Regions from separate parts of the Homo sapiens genome. Here region 1 is linked to region 2. A link is an interaction called in ENCODE POLR2A ChIA-PET data of the cell type or tissue named here. Cell type or tissue: GM12878. All regions are shown on one strand. Each heading gives the region's core, and the rest is flanking DNA. Links, peaks and the distances in the headings are about the cores only. Region 1 has its middle 33 kb from the start of TRD-AS1. Region 2 overlaps TRD-AS1 (TRD antisense RNA 1).

Region 1 (2,916 bases), core at 313-2,812, 51 kb before region 2:
CACTTGGATGATTTTGTATTTAAATTAGTCAGGATTCTTTGTATTTCCACTTTCAAATCCCAGGTGAAGAATTTCATAGAACAGGCTGACATTCTCCACCCTCCCCCCAATTCCAGCTCTGCTGCTGATGCACAACAGAACCTTGACAGAAGAGCCCCAGGGGCCAAACAAAGGCTCTGCTGTGGGTTAGAGATGATGTTTATCATTATTATTAATAGCGAGGGTTTAATGAGCTTTTTCTATGTTCTGAGCACTATGCTAACTACTTTAGCTGTATTATTTCATCTTTACGATGACTCAACGAGGTAGGAATATTTTTATCTTCATTTTGTGGATGGGGAAACTGAGGCTCAGAGAGATTAAGTAACTTGTTCAAGGTCACACAGCTAGGTAAGTAGTGGAGCAAGGACTTGAATTCAGGTTTTTCTGTTTCCAAAGCTTGTGCTATCCTGCTTAATCCATTATTACTTGAGCTCAAAATGTCCAGAGGGGACCCATGACACGTCAGAGGTGCTGCAGAGGTGGGCTTAGTGCTCAGCCTCATATTCTATGGCAGTTACTTGATTCTCAATCCAGATGTACAGAGTTCTAGTGGTTCTTTTCAAGTAGATATTTAAATCGCAGCAGGGAGATCAAACTTAGATATGAGAAGTACTTTCTGGCAATAAGGGTTGCCAAATTTTGGAATTAATTACAGAGAGATATTTCCCATCCTAGACCATCCGATATAGTGCAAGCACATCCTATATGGCCAGAGATCCTGCTGGGAAGCCTGGTCAGGGGTGGTGGAGAACCTTCCTGACAGCTCCATTGGCTCATTATTGTTTGTTTCTCTATTTCTTTCAAAATGTTGTATATGCTCCTGAGAAGCCCTTACCATGAGCTAGAGCAAGAGTCTGCATGTGGGCATGCGTGTGTGCATACATGCACTCATATCTCATTTTAAAGCAGGGAAGAGAACCAACTCTCTTTGGCCTGGGGAAAGAACATTAATAAAGAGCCCAACCAGATGCATAGGATTAAAGTCTTTTTCAAACTAATGGTTTGATTGATTGCCCCTGAAGGCCTAGGCAAAGAAGAACACAACTTACTTGGCTTCACAGTGAGCGTAGTCCCATCCCCAAAGGTTGATTTGCCTGCATTGGTGTTACACAGTCTTTAGTGCTATTGCAATAACCTTGACTCAGGCCTCTAGGAAGACAGGTGGAGGTTAGGGAGGAAAGCAGGAAAACAAAACCTGAGATGACTGCCCATGGCCAAAACAACCTCCTTATAATTAGGTTAGAACGTGGGAGGAATACTAATAAGTAGCAACTCCCCAGCCCAATTCTATTTGCCTTAATTTTCCTTGAAGGTATGGGCCTTGGCAGGAGCACCTCCTGGGAAATTCACTCAAAGTGGCTACTGCTCTGTCTCCTGGGATCCTGCCTTGTTTATATTCCTGCAGGCTCTTTGGCTATTTTCATCCAATTCCTGCCTTTTCCCTGCTACTTTCCTTGGACCTTTCTTTTCGTGGAGGTTCACATATTTTCACAGGGAGAGACTACATGGATATTAAATGTCCGAATACAATGCCCCAGGGAATATGTGCATTAATAACCTTGTTTTCCAACTGATATTACTAACCACCCAACACAAACCAAGCAAAGAAAACACCACCTGTGTTTTGACAGCTTCTGCATGATGGAAGACAGGCTTCTCGGGAAGAATAATTAGCCAGAAAGAAGAACTTACTTGGTATGACCGAGAGTTTGGTCCCCTTCCCGAAAGTGAGTTGGTAACTCCCAGCCCCAGAGTATGCACAGAGTTTCCTTGCTTTGCAAAAACCCCAGAGATGCTGAGAAAATCAGACCACTCACAGCATAGGAGCAGCTCTGACAAAAGCTCAGACTGTAACAACAACCAGACAATAGGCAAGAGAGAAGGGCATTACAGAGGCAGGCTATGGAACAGACCATTCCTCAGAGTCCTCCAGAGTCCTGGCTGGACTTTCAGAGGTCATCGAATCCATCCTCCTGTCCTCAGTCAGTGTGTTGTCTGACCAAAGACCTGTCTAGTTATTAAGAGCTCCTAGTTTTTATAAGGTTTTCCTTTGCTAACAGCTCTTACATCTAATCAACTGTTCCTTATATCTAATTGAAATCCTGCAAACTGCAGTCTGAGCCCTTTCCCTCTCAAGCTTTCCTGGTTGAAGATGGGATTTCACATAAACATATTCCACAGAGAAACTCATCACAACACACCAAGCTGGTTTCAGTGGTCACTTTTGGGGAGGAGGAAACTGATACTGAAGGAAGTGGCCAAGGTGAATGCTGGTTTTATCTGTAATTTTTTTTTTTTTTTTGAGATGGAGTCTCACTCTGTCACCCAGGCTGGAGTGCAGTGGCACGATCTCGGCTCATGGCAACCTCAACCTCCCGGGTTCAAGTGATTATCCTGCCTCAGCCTCCTGAGTAGCTGGGATTATAGGTGCCTGCCACCACGATTGACTACTTTTCGTATTTTTAGTAGAGATGGGATTTCATCATGTTGGCCAGACTGGTCTCAAACTCCTGACCTCAGGTGATTTGCCCACCTCAGCCTTCTAAAGTGCTGGGATTACAGGTGTGAGCCACCGTGCCTGGACTTTATCTGTAATTTGAATGGTTTACAATGAGAAATTTTAATGTATTACTTGGGCAAATCAAAATGAATAACAACATTAAATAGAAACCTGCAATGTATTTAAAAATGGCTTTTGGGGCTGGGCACGGTGGCTCACGCCTGTAATCCCAGCACTTTGGGAGGCTGAGGCGGGTGGATCACGAGGTCGGGAGATCGAGATCATCCTGGCCAACGCGGTGAAACCCTGTCTCTACTAAAAAAAAATACAAAAAATTAGCCGGACGTGGTGGTGAGCACCTGTAGTCCCAGCTA
Region 2 (2,916 bases), core at 245-2,744:
TGGTGATCTGCAAAGAGTAAAGCCAGAGGCGAGGTGCACACAATGCAGTTTAATAAATGCAATAGAGGCAGAGGCTGAGAAGAAAGGCAGAAAACCATCAATGCCAAAGTCCCAGGCCAGAGAATCAGTGTCCAATGGTTTCAAATACAGATTGGCAGGCAAAAGACAGTAAAAATGTTGTTTTTATAGGGAAAGATAGGGGTCTCATTTCTGTTCCTCCCTTCAAAAACACTTTCACAGTGAGTTGCTTGAAAGCAGACTTGTGTCTTCTTTGTACTCTCAGCATAGTGCCTGGAACTCAGAGGGAGCTAATTCATGCATGTTAAATCAATTAACAGAAAGCAGTGCCTTTCCTCTGTATTTTACTCTGATTTTTGCTAATAGATTGGAGAGTATTTAGATGAGATTTTGGAAACCTCATTGCCTGCTCATAAAGTATTAGCAAATTCAAATGTAATCTCATTTGTAAAGTATTAGGAGAGGCAGAAAGTGCTGAAACTTTGTCCTCCTCCACGCCATGCAGAATCTCTAGTGTGGCTCCTGAAGTGAACATAGAGGGTGGGACAAGCCGTGAGGACAGGAGGAAGAAGATGATGCTGGTTTGTAGCAAATCTAGTGCTCAGTTGAGCAGAGCCTTCCATGTTTAGATAAAAGGGCACCCGCTCTTCTTCTCCCAAGGCCTATTTGCCTCATGAGGAATGAAGCTGTGAACCTGTTGGTTCCCACTTTCTACTTCAAAAGGTAAAGAAAGTCAAAAGGAACAAAACATCATTTTCAAAGTGTATCACTTGTAGGAGTAAAAAAAGAGTCCTATATCTTTTTATATCCTTCTATCCCTTTATAAAACAGCATACAAAGCAGTTAGGACATAAACCCCCCTTCCCCAGGACTTTTGTCTTCCCATCAAGCTGGAGGATGAGCTGGGTTTGTTGTCTTTGAAGAAAAAGTGGTTTGGCTAGCAGCCATTTTAACAAGGCTATGACAGGTCAACTTGAATCACAAAGAAGTCAGAAGCCAAGGAGATGCATTTTTGTAAGCCTTTGGTTTCTTCAGGAGTGTAGCTTCCTCATGCCAGTCAGCCTGCAGTGAAGAAAGTTGTTATAGAATAGACTGCCAGTGCTAGAAGGAATCGTAGGGGTCATGTAGTCTGGGGTTGGCCGGTACTTGCTATACTGTACCATTGCAGACATCACTAATCTATTGTGGCTCACTTTCCATGTACACATGGCAATAGCTCAGCTAGTTCAGCTATCAGTGTTGGCACAAGTCATGAGACTCTTTTGTTCTCCTTTGGTTATTATTTTTTTTAACTCATTTGTTTTGCAGATGCAAAAACCCAGGCCCAGAGAGATGAAGAAACCTGGCTAAGGTAACATGTAAGTTAGTGTCAAAATCAGGATAAAACCCAGATCTTCTGACTCTTAGTATAGCTCTCTTTTTACCCAGCCACACTGCCTGTGTCCCTGGGACTGTTAGTAAAATAACAGGTGAGCTGGACCCCCTTTTTGAGATGACTGGGTATGTTTACTGTCTGGGTCAGATCAGTCAAGTACTCTGAGTCTAGGGTTGTTCCTAGAACAGAAGCTGGGGTTGATGAGCATTTGTGAGTATTGGAGAAGGAGTGAGGGGGAGAAGCCTCACACGCAAACCCAGGCCCTGGTTTCAATTTCGTGTATGAGATTACCTGAGAACGGAATGCAAGTAACAGGCAAATAATTGACATCTCAAACCTAACTGTGTATGCATCCTGAGTAGCTAATAGTGAGCTGTTCACTACTAATGCTGTGTGTAGGTTCATCCCAAAGACAGGCTGATCCACACATAGACAGGCTGGTCCTATGATTAAGGAGTGTGAGCTGGCATTCCCTTTATCAGGACAAAGATAGGTTCTGCTTCCTCTGGATAGTCTTCAGGCAAAGCTTTACTTATGGCCTTGCAAATAACCCATGGTCTCTTGGTCGATGAACAAAATAGCAGTAAAGAAGATGAATTCTCCTTATTTATCTTCAGTTTTCTCCCTGGAGTGAAAGTGAGGGTTATTCTCTGGTATATTAGAAAAATAGTACATTATACTACCTAATGGGTTTCAGTCTGACTCAAAATGAAAGGATAACAGGAAATGGGGTGCTGTTTTGCTGAGTAGCTGAGATAGCCTACCTTATTAATTCTAAGTATGTCTCTATTTTCCCTTTCCAATGCTTCTTGGTTTCTTAGCCATTTCTAAATCCCCTTTCCCCATGTGCAGCATGGTGTGGGTAGAGATAGGAATAAGAAGCGGCTAATTCTTACCTTACAAGAAAAATAACTTGGCAGTCAAGAGAAAATTGACGGCAACAGTCTTTGCAAACAGCATTCGTAGCCCAAGCACTGTGAGGGACATCATGTTCACCTTCTCGGTATGAACTATGGCTGAAAAAGAGTGAAGAGGGTGGCTTCAGGGAGAGATTAAATTCCCTTCCAGAAATTGGGCCTGCAACACTGATATTAGCCTGCCCCAAGTCTGCCTAGTTCTTTCTGGCCTGCAAGTCCAGCATGGTGCCAGATAGCCGTCAGAGACCTTAGGCTGCTGCTGACACCCAGCCAGGCAAGCTTGGGAAACCGATGCCGACAGCCAGGTAAGCCTTGCTGGGAGAGTCAGAGGCTCTGCAGAACCAACTGGGCTCAGCATGGTTTGTGTTTTCTTTTGAAATCTGATACATTTTGGCCCCAGTGGACAATTACAGAGTTTGCTTTAACCCTTGATTCTGAAGTTGGCCCTTTGATTTGAACTAACCTTTGGGTTTATGGCAGCTCTTTGAAGGTTGCTTTGTGTTTTCAGTTTCCTTTGGTTTTACGTGATCTGGAACAAACAGCAGTGGTCAGGGTTACATTGGGAATGAAGAGGCTCACAGGATTGTAGGCTTTTAAAACTGGAGG

What was found. Peaks named below come from ENCODE experiments on the same cell type or tissue, not always from the same donor. Only the 100,000 strongest peaks of a DNase experiment are listed, where the experiment ranks them.
Region 1: POLR2A ChIA-PET joins it to region 2 with 6 read pairs; 6 of 35 experiments call an interaction of 5 or more read pairs at or near these places.

Annotation. Positions count from the first base shown.
Region 1 is chr14:22,514,507-22,517,422 of GRCh38, reverse strand. It overlaps TRA, TRAJ28 and TRAJ27. Among named protein-coding and RNA genes, the nearest start is that of TRD-AS1, 33 kb to the right of the region's middle. In GM12878, for the core only: no CTCF peak of the experiment used is centred there; a DNase peak (open chromatin) is centred at 1,782; H3K4me3 peaks cover 1,185 bases; H3K27ac peaks cover 2,500 bases.
Region 2 is chr14:22,463,697-22,466,612 of GRCh38, reverse strand. The region is part of intron 2 of TRD-AS1 (TRD antisense RNA 1); the gene reads left to right. It also overlaps TRA, TRD and TRDC. Among named protein-coding and RNA genes, the nearest start is that of TRD-AS1, 18 kb to the left of the region's middle. RefSeq lists enhancers at 1,878-2,097, 2,520-2,916. In GM12878, for the core only: no CTCF peak of the experiment used is centred there; a DNase peak (open chromatin) is centred at 1,653; H3K4me3 peaks cover 1,260 bases; H3K27ac peaks cover 2,500 bases.